Regions from separate parts of the Mus musculus genome. Here region 1 is linked to region 2. Evidence: chromatin loops called from intact Hi-C (ENCODE). Cell type or tissue: heart. All regions are shown on one strand. Each heading gives the region's core, and the rest is flanking DNA. Links, peaks and the distances in the headings are about the cores only. Region 1 has its middle 100 kb from the start of Cemip2. Region 2 holds the start of Cemip2 (cell migration inducing hyaluronidase 2).

What was found. A loop is a pair of places that touch in the nucleus more often than their neighbours do. Peaks named below come from ENCODE experiments on the same cell type or tissue, not always from the same donor. Only the 100,000 strongest peaks of a DNase experiment are listed, where the experiment ranks them.
Region 1: a loop joins it to region 2, with 2.3 times the contacts of the local background. A loop is called at or near these places in 1 of 42 quality-filtered maps.

The regions. Positions count from the first base shown.
Region 1 is chr19:21,880,420-21,884,803 of GRCm38, reverse strand. No RefSeq gene overlaps it. Among named protein-coding and RNA genes, the nearest start is that of Cemip2, 100 kb to the right of the region's middle. In heart, for the core only: no CTCF peak of the experiment used is centred there; DNase peaks (open chromatin) are centred at 1,543, 1,993 and 2,423; H3K4me3 peaks cover 896 bases; H3K27ac peaks cover 2,965 bases.
Region 2 is chr19:21,776,501-21,780,884 of GRCm38, reverse strand. It overlaps Cemip2 (cell migration inducing hyaluronidase 2), which reads right to left and starts at 2,545. Exons shown (of 24, transcript NM_001033759.2): 1 at 2,099-2,545. In heart, for the core only: CTCF peaks have their summits at 2,675 and 3,288 (motif pointing left); DNase peaks (open chromatin) are centred at 1,514, 2,584 and 3,374; H3K4me3 peaks cover 3,496 bases; H3K27ac peaks cover 3,218 bases.

The DNA of each region.
Region 1 (4,384 bases), core at 98-4,097, 100 kb before region 2:
GAAACAGTTGACTCCATCTCAGAATCTTGACCTGCCTTCTTTCCGGCAGGCAGCAAAGAGGCAGCAAGGGCATCTTTTATTTGCCAGGAGGGACAGCTTAAATGGGAGAGTGGAACACTGCATGTTCCAAGAAGCAGGATGCCAGCCAGTCAGGAGAGGTTGGCATTGTTACAACCGTTGGGTCTCAGCAGGCATCCACTGCCCAACTGAGAGAGTTGTTAGTAAATGTTATGGGATGTCAATCATGAACAGTCCCGTGCAGAGCCAGTCTCTAAAGAGTAGGCCACCCACAAATAGCAGCGGGAGCAGCACACCTCCCATCATTGGCAGGCCTGGAAGAGCTCCCTACTTGCTGCTTATGTAACAGATCTCAAAGGCCAAGGCTCTCAAATTGGGACTAGAGACCCCTGAAGGCAGGAACAAACACTCTGCCTGGGAAGCAGGAGCGATGGAATCAAGAGTGGGTTTCCTTGTGTGTGCTGGGTTTATCTCAAGACATGTCTTCCTTCTCCCAAGAGCTTCTAGGAACAAAGTCCCTAGCCAGAACTGAGGACCCAACTCCAGCCCAAACCTGACTGTGAGGTCTTATCTTCAGGCTTCTCCCTCCTAATGAGGACAGGAGGGTCTGGGAACCAGCCATGCATGAGACCTGGGAGCTAGACTAGCAAAAATCCAATGAGCACTATGTTTACACAGAGCCTGTCCCAGTATTCAAATGAGATCGTGAATGGGACCAATCAGGAGTGAGCTATAAACAGTGACAGAGAAAGCCTGTCAAAACCTGAGAGTGTTCTCAATTCAGGCTGCTTTTCTGTGCCACCCCAACCCACCCACCACCCACCACCCGCCATCCACCACCCACTACCCACCACCCACCACCACCTAAGTGTTAGAGAAAATGTGGGGAAAGTGGAAAGAGAAACACCAAGAAAAGATCTCTGTTTATCCACCCATTGTGGCTCTACTTGCCACCAGGCCAAAAAAAAAAAAAAAAAAAAAAAAAAAAGGGTGGGGGGTTTAACTTGGATCAGCATTAGGACCCATCCATCATAGCCTTGATGGTAGTCAGGAAGAGGGGGAGGGTGACTTGCTTTAAAAAAAAGGTAAAAATAAATAATATAAATTATTTAACTGACAAAATAATATTCATAATAAATCTATATTTTTTCTATACTTAACAAAAGAAAGGGAAACTTATAGAAAAACAAGAACTGTTCTAGGCATATGCAAGACTACATAGTTCACAGGAAGGTCAAGGGTCTGAGAGAGTGTACCTAGTTAATAAAGCAGTGCTACAATGTGGATGTGGTGCAAGACGAGGTTCTCCAGTTACTCTGAGGTGGACTACATCTCCTCTCCATATCCAGCTCACCAGGCCTCTCGCTGAACTTACAACTTGGCCAACAAAAAGGAAAGAGAGATGCTTTCTGTTTATTCTAGGTTTCTTTTTTCTTTTTTTTCCCCCCTCAGTATTTTGTTTTGAAACTCTGGTGGAAAAGCTTTCTTGAGACCTGGCCAGCCTCTATGCTGCAAAACTTTCCAAACAAAGGCTTCAGGCCTTAGGGGTTTTTCCAGGTCCTCTTGATTCCTGTAAGCTACTTGGGCTTTGTTCACATCACCTAAGCGTCTATTTCTATCCCTGCTCCCTATGCCAGCTCTCTAGACCACAGCTTCCTGATATCGGCTTCCCAGGTATATGCCCCTCCCTATCTGGAAAGAGAGAACCCCAAGAAGAGGTCACTGACACTAGGCAACATCTGACAAAGGGGAGGTGACTGTCAGGAAAGGGAAACTGAGTCATGTTTACCTCCTTTCTACCATCCTTCCTTACTGCAACCCTTTTGAATGGGTCTCAAGAGTTTGCCTGTGTCTAAGAAAAAAAGCCAGTGGAGGCCCCTAGCAGCAAATACCAAGTATCCCTTGAGGAACTATTAGCATTGTGGCCAGACATGGAGCTCCAATTCAAAGACTGCCCACATTCCTTAGGTTTGGCTGTGCTGCTAGCCACAGAACCGGAGACAGGAACACTCAATGGCTAGGAACACTCATTGGCTACCCGGCTAGCCACAGAACCAGCCAACACTCAACAGCTCAAATGTCACTCTCTCCCTCAGCTTGTTTCTCTTCCTAGAATTCCTATGGAAATTTTCCTATGAAATAGATCAGAGACAATGAACAAAGAGCTTTCCCTTGAGCAATTATCTTCCACTCCCTACCCTTTGGCAGATGAGAAGGGAAAAAAAAAATCACTCGCAGATTGCACAAACAAAATTTGGTTCTAAGGCATATAGGAGCCGAGAGAAGTGGGCAAGCATTCTTCCATTGGTTCAATTGTCTGATCTAAATGAAAGTGAATTCTTAGGATTCCCACTTCAGCTAGCATCTTGGAGCAAAGCCAGCCCTCAAACAAAAGCACTGCATGACCTGCCAACAGGGATTGTCACCAGGAATAAACATCTGTACACTTAACTCACCCCAGAGCTCTGGGAAGCAGGAAATCCAGGCATTTGTTATTTCCGTGGAACAAACCAACCTCGATACAACAAGAGACAATAACAAAGCAAAGTGACTGACGGGAAGAGAAAGAGGTGTGACTGATGGAAGGCAGAGTGGAGACAGGACAAGGGTTTGCCCTCAGGAATGTGAAGAGAAAAGAACGCATGACTGGCATTTACAGCCACATCTTCTAAGCACAAGGTTTTACTTACAGGCAATCCCAGTATGCTTGCTTGACCCTGGGTTTCATTTTTTCCCCCTTCACAACAGAGAATAACTTGGGAAAGCTTGTTTGTCACAGTGATTGAAGGTTATAAATTTCAATGACCACATGTATATAAAAATTAAGTTTCATAAGATATTCATGGTTTCTTGTTATTCGGAGATTTTAACATCTCCAGTTACATTTTAGAATCATGATTGCATTTTACAGTCTCTGTCATCAAGACATGATTGAGAAAGTTGCCGGGCTGGTGAGATGGCTCAGCGGGTAAGAGCACCCGACTGCTCTTCCGAAGGTCCAGAGTTCAAATCCCAGCAACCACATGGTGGCTCACAACCACCTTTAACAAGATCTGACTCCCTCTTCTGGTGTGTCTGAAGACAGCTACAGTGTACTTACATATAATAATAAATAAATTAAAAAAAAAAAAAAAAAAAAAGAAGCTGTTTTAAAAAAAAAAAAAAAAAAAAAAAAAAAAGAAAGTTGCCGCTGTTAGTATGTGTAGACTATATTGAGCCATAGCTACTCATATGATGGCATCAGAAAATAACCACTCAGACCCAGTTCCTAGTCAAATGGGACTCTATTCCAGCCAGCTGAGACTATACCCAAGTGTTCAGGGACCTAGGCAGAGCCCTAGGAGTCCAGAGTCCAGGGGTTTTAAAGGTAAAAACCATATCTTGGTATTTCACTTGGCAGCTGGAGAGGGTACATCACAGAAGCAAGCAATTTAACAGACTCTGAGAAAAAGCTGGAGGTTCTACAGAAACAGGTAGTTTAACAGAAGCTAAGTTACCTAGGACATCCGACCTTGGGTTCCTAGAATAAAATTGGATCATTTTCCCTGGAATTCTCCATCAAGGAGATCAAATTATAGTTAACCCAGACATGGCCCCAGCAAGAAAACAAGATGGAGGAGCCTCTGCACCCATCTTCTTACCTGGTCACAATGAAGTTCAACATCACTTTAAAGTCTTTTCAAACTAGGTCTATGGTATTGACATTAACTGTTGCTTAGGTGTTTCTGAAAATATTTCAATATGCTCTGACATTCAATCAAAAGGTTTTGAATATGTAGAAAGTCACAGAAACAGGGTAGTGTAGGGTAAATGTGATCTGGGGTGGGGTGGGGTGGGGTGGGGTGGGGTAGAGAATAGTCCAGTGTATGTAGCAGAAGATACTGGCAATGAGCAGAAAAGTAAGTGTGGTAGAAAGAAAGAAGCAATGCACCTCATAACAGCCAGGAGCTTCACGTGAACTAAGAAACATGTGCACAAATTTTGTGATTGAGGTATATAAATAATAGCTGCCTATTGCAAGCCAAGGCATCATACCACACCACCAGCTCCATATCTGCAGACATAGCTCCAGGTCCATAGCTCAAGAACTGTCTTTGCCTGGTGAGTTCCTGAAGTGGAAACTTAAGGGTTCTTTGGAAAGTCATTTGGATGGTGTTTTGCTTGGGCAAACAAGTGAAGGAACATTTAGCTGAAGCAGACACAGGAGAAAGGATGTTCTGCTAAAGCAAGCATGTGAAAGAACACATGATGAAGGATTCTTCAATAATGGCATGCATATATGGTCTGCCTTACATTGTGTAGTTGAGCTACATTTGTAGGGACTCTGTAGAGAGAACTTCTGGTGGTGTGCTACAGTTTCTTACTG
Region 2 (4,384 bases), core at 233-4,232:
ATGGAAACACACAGGGATCTCCCGCCCTCTGGCTTCCCCAACTGCAGCCACTCCTTCCCTTCCCTCTCCAGCTGACAGAAAGTGCCACAGAGTACTGCTGAGAGTCCTTCCAAGAATGTCTGGCATGTCACGAGTGGTTTTATTAAGAATTCAGTTAATGGGTCCATGGCAGATAGAGAGATGGGTGCATTACTAATAAATACTCCAGAGCACTTTATAGCGTATAGCCATTTTCAGATGTGATCCGTTCAATAGTGATTATGATTTTCTTTCTGAAATATGGCTCATTTATCTCAATTTCAGAAGCACACATAGCTACTAAGTGGTATCCTTCCGATTTCATAATGGTCCACAAGCCTGCTCTATGCCCATTTTCTTGGTATCTGTAACAACAGGCTTAATTACATCCCCTACAGCATAACTGCGGTGCTGTCACCTCAACTTTCCTGTGATTATAACACTGCAGGAAATCCCCCGGCTATTGGCTAGACGAAGAGAGGAGACCTACCTCAAACAATTAGCCATGGACCCGCTATCCCAACTACACAGAACTTCCTAGGAGACCAGAGAAGAATTTAGATGCTAATGTCTTGCGCACACATTAACACACACACAGAGAGATGCACACTCACCACGCCTCAGCTTACTCTCATCCACAGGCTGACAGAGAACAGGTGACGGCTCAGAGTTCTCGTCTAACCTTAACTTTCCGTTCTGTGAGGACAAAAATCAGACACAGTATGGGATAGAGTGAGCTTAAAGTCTGAGATAAATTTCCAGCCCCGACTCACCACCCTACACATAAATAAAGAATGTTATTTTAAAGGCAGAAGACACTATCACGAGCTGTCCCATGTTAACTAAATGAACAGCATGCCTGGTGCACATTTTGCTTTGCCCAGAAATGCAAACTCAAAGGGAAAGACAATAAGGGACACACCAGAGTAGGATATGGAGACCAGACCAGTGCTAATGGGTCAAGTTTTCTTAATCTTTAGGGATATATATAATTTGTTTGTATTTGGGTTTAGTGGCCATTTCCAACAGATAAGCCTGGTTGCAATGGGAATTCAGGCTTCCCTTAAGCTTTGATGAAACTCTTCTCCTGCCTCCTCTTCCTCTAAATTTTCTTTTTACTGGTAAGAGCCCTTAAGACTTCTGCAGCCCTTCAACATGTGCAACTGTGTAGCATCAGACTAGTCACCAGCACAAGGGAGTCAGTCCAACACACTGTGTGGTTCAGGAGCAGATGGAAGTTCCTAAAAGACAGGCACTCTACCTTTAACCCCAACTGCAGAAGAAAGGAGATGTGTCAAAAGTCTGTTCTCCTAACCTTCGGCGGAGAATTTAAGGGGAGTGTTTCTGCTCCACAGGGGGTCTGGTGACAAACACCAGCCCCCCAGCAGAGACCTTGGTTTTATTGCTAGAGGGCAGTAAGTAGTATTACGTGAAGCACCTCAGGGTACTCGCAGTGAGAACCCCATTCTTTGCCAGGACCTCCCAACTCTGCCAAGGAACTGTGGTGAGTGAGGTCCTGTGCTAAAAACTGGTCCCCAGCTTTAAAGATGCCCAGATTCTGAAACTGCGCCTTACCACACGGAGCAGGGTCACACCAACTCAGGGGAACAGTAGGAGACAAAGATCCACACTCCCCCCCAAACTTTACACAAGCGTGCTCTTGTAGACGCCAAGGCTCCACAATGCACATTCCATCAATCTTTCACTGCGGTCCGCGTCCCCCACGCAGCCTTTCCAGAAACTTTAGGGCTGTTCACACCGACTTTAAAAGACCCATTGTTAACCTCCCCGGGAACACAAAGTGGATGAAAAGGGGATCAAACCTCTATTCCTAAGGACCCCTTTTCATGGAAGAAGGTTGAGTCTCGGGGCGCTATGTATGGGAGAACTCCGGCGGGAAGGCGCCGGCAAAGGCGGACGCTGGAACCCACAGGATGTTGTGCTTCTCGGCAAAAAAACGCCAGCACAGGGACAGCCAGGCCTCCAGGACGCCAAGGTGCGCAAGTCGGGTCTGCGCCCTCCGGGCCCTTGGGACCGCCAAGGAGGCGGGGCTGGGCACCCGGGACTAGAGGAGCCTTACCTTCCCCTCCCCCTCCTGGCGTCGGTCTACTCAGGTGTCTACGCGATGGCCAGAGGAGCAGGAGCGGGAGCAGAGCTCCTGGAGTCCCCGCGTGCAGATCTCCTCTCCATGGCCAGGAACCCGCGTCCCGCTGCCGCTCTGAATTCAGCGGCAACCTACGCCGGAGGAGAAGCAGTCGGGGCCGGGGAGTAACGCTCCTCCCTCCGCCTTCGCGGCCACCTCCTCCAGCCAGCCCGGCTTGGCGCTCTTGGATCCTTCCCTCCCGGAGGAAGAGGAGGGGAATCGCCGTCCGGGCGGCGCGAGCCTGTGCGGCTCCGAGACAATAGCGGCAGGCAGGGCGCGTTCCCGAGCCGCGCAGGTCCCCGGTTCGGCGGGCGCCGCGGCTCGCTAGGGTCCCTCTAATCAGCCTCCGGCCACACAAGCGCCGGCTCGGCTGGGCCGAGAGTGCTGCGGATTGGGCAGGCGGCCCCGAGCTAGGGAGGCGGGTCAAAGGCGGGGTGGGCGGGGCCTGTTGTCAGAGGGACGAGACCTGCGGAGGCTCCGCCCACCACAAGCTGCAGACGAAGGCTCAGCGCCTCCAGCTGCCTTCAGCAGGAAGGACGCCCGCCAACACCGTCGGCGGCCAGGGTTTCCCAGCGGCTCCTTGACCTTCGGCTACAGATGACTACCTGGGAGTTCAGGAAAAGCAGCGGGCCTGAACCTGAGTCTGTGTACCTCATCATCCCAGCTGAGTCTGATACTGCTTTTTTTGTCACCTCTTGACAAAGTCGACCTGAGCCTGCACCCCTCATCACTCGAAACTGAACCTGCATCTTCTCGGGTCTAGCCAGGCTGCTGAACCCCTATTACCACCACCACCACCACCCCACACACACACACACACACCACCACCACCACCACCACCACCACCACCACCACCCACACACACACACACACCACCACCACCACCACCACCACCACCACCCCTGAGACACACACACACAGGGTTGAACTCTTTTCTCTTCCTTTATCATCCAATAGCTGAGTTCGACATCTTTTATCGCTCCGGAATGAAGCTGACTCGGCATAGCAGTATATTCCCCCAATAATATCCCGCAAGCCCCCCACCTCACTCAAAACTTTCTGAGCCTCGGGTCCTGGCGCCTCGACTGCCCCCACCTGGCCAACAAGGAAGCTGGATTCGTAGCCCTCTCAGCAGAGTCAGTGTGTTCTTGACTTCAGACCGTTGTCCAGTTCTGGTTAGGAGCTTGGAGCAGCCCCAGCATCTCACACTAAGGCCAGAATAAATATACCTAGGCCTGGTCACGCCTTCTGGCCACGCTACTCTAGAGTGGCTGAAGCTTGCAGGAGGCGGAGATGCAACACTGAAAACCAATCCTCAGCCCACCCTACTGCAGAATATACTGGCCGGGTGGCATGAGTAGCCCTGCCACCACCCGGTCCCCTGGAGGAAGTTGCTCTGGCAGAGGAAAAGCCTTTCCTGCAGCAAAGGGCGCGACCTGGCTTGGTCCGTCAGACCACGAGGTCAGGAGCTAATGACAGCTGCCAGATTGCCAAATCCGGACAGTCATCATCCTCTATTTAATTCGGAGTTGGACGTGTCGCCTCTGGGGAACTGTTTCATTGAATACTGTACAGGCAGGATTGTTCATTTTTCAGGCTCACTGTTGTTTGTCTGTCTGTTTGTTTATTTGTTTGTTTTCTCCCCCTTCCAGTAAAAATTCAACCGTGTAGCTATGATACACCAGCAGACAGAAAAAGGAATACCCTATTTCCAAGGTTTGGTTTAGGACTTGGTAGAACTGAACCAATGTTTCCAGACTGGGGCTAATAAGAATCCCCTGAGATCCTAAAAAACTTGGAAATGCCTCAACAAAGCTCTATGGACTGAGTCAGAGGAGTCTGCAAATGTAAATTTTGGCAATGCTTCTGGACCGAACCCACAGTTAACTAAAACCTTGGAAAGATGCAGAAGGAGAAGCTCCAGAGACATCTGAGCCGTCACAAAATCCTTACCCATCTGCCATCTCCAGCCCCAGTCCCTCTTTAGAAGAGAAAAGGGGAGGACTTAACATAATAGAGCAGATGATTCTCTATGACAAACTGCAAAGGAGGAAGGACTCTTAAGGTGGCCTCAATGGGACATGTTTAGAACTCAAGAAGGGAGGATGGGGGCTGGAGATATGGCTTGGGCTCCTCTTCCAGAGGATCCAGATTTGATTCCCAGAAACCTACAGGGCAGCTCATGACTGTCTCTAATTCCAGCTCCAGGGGATCCAATGCCCT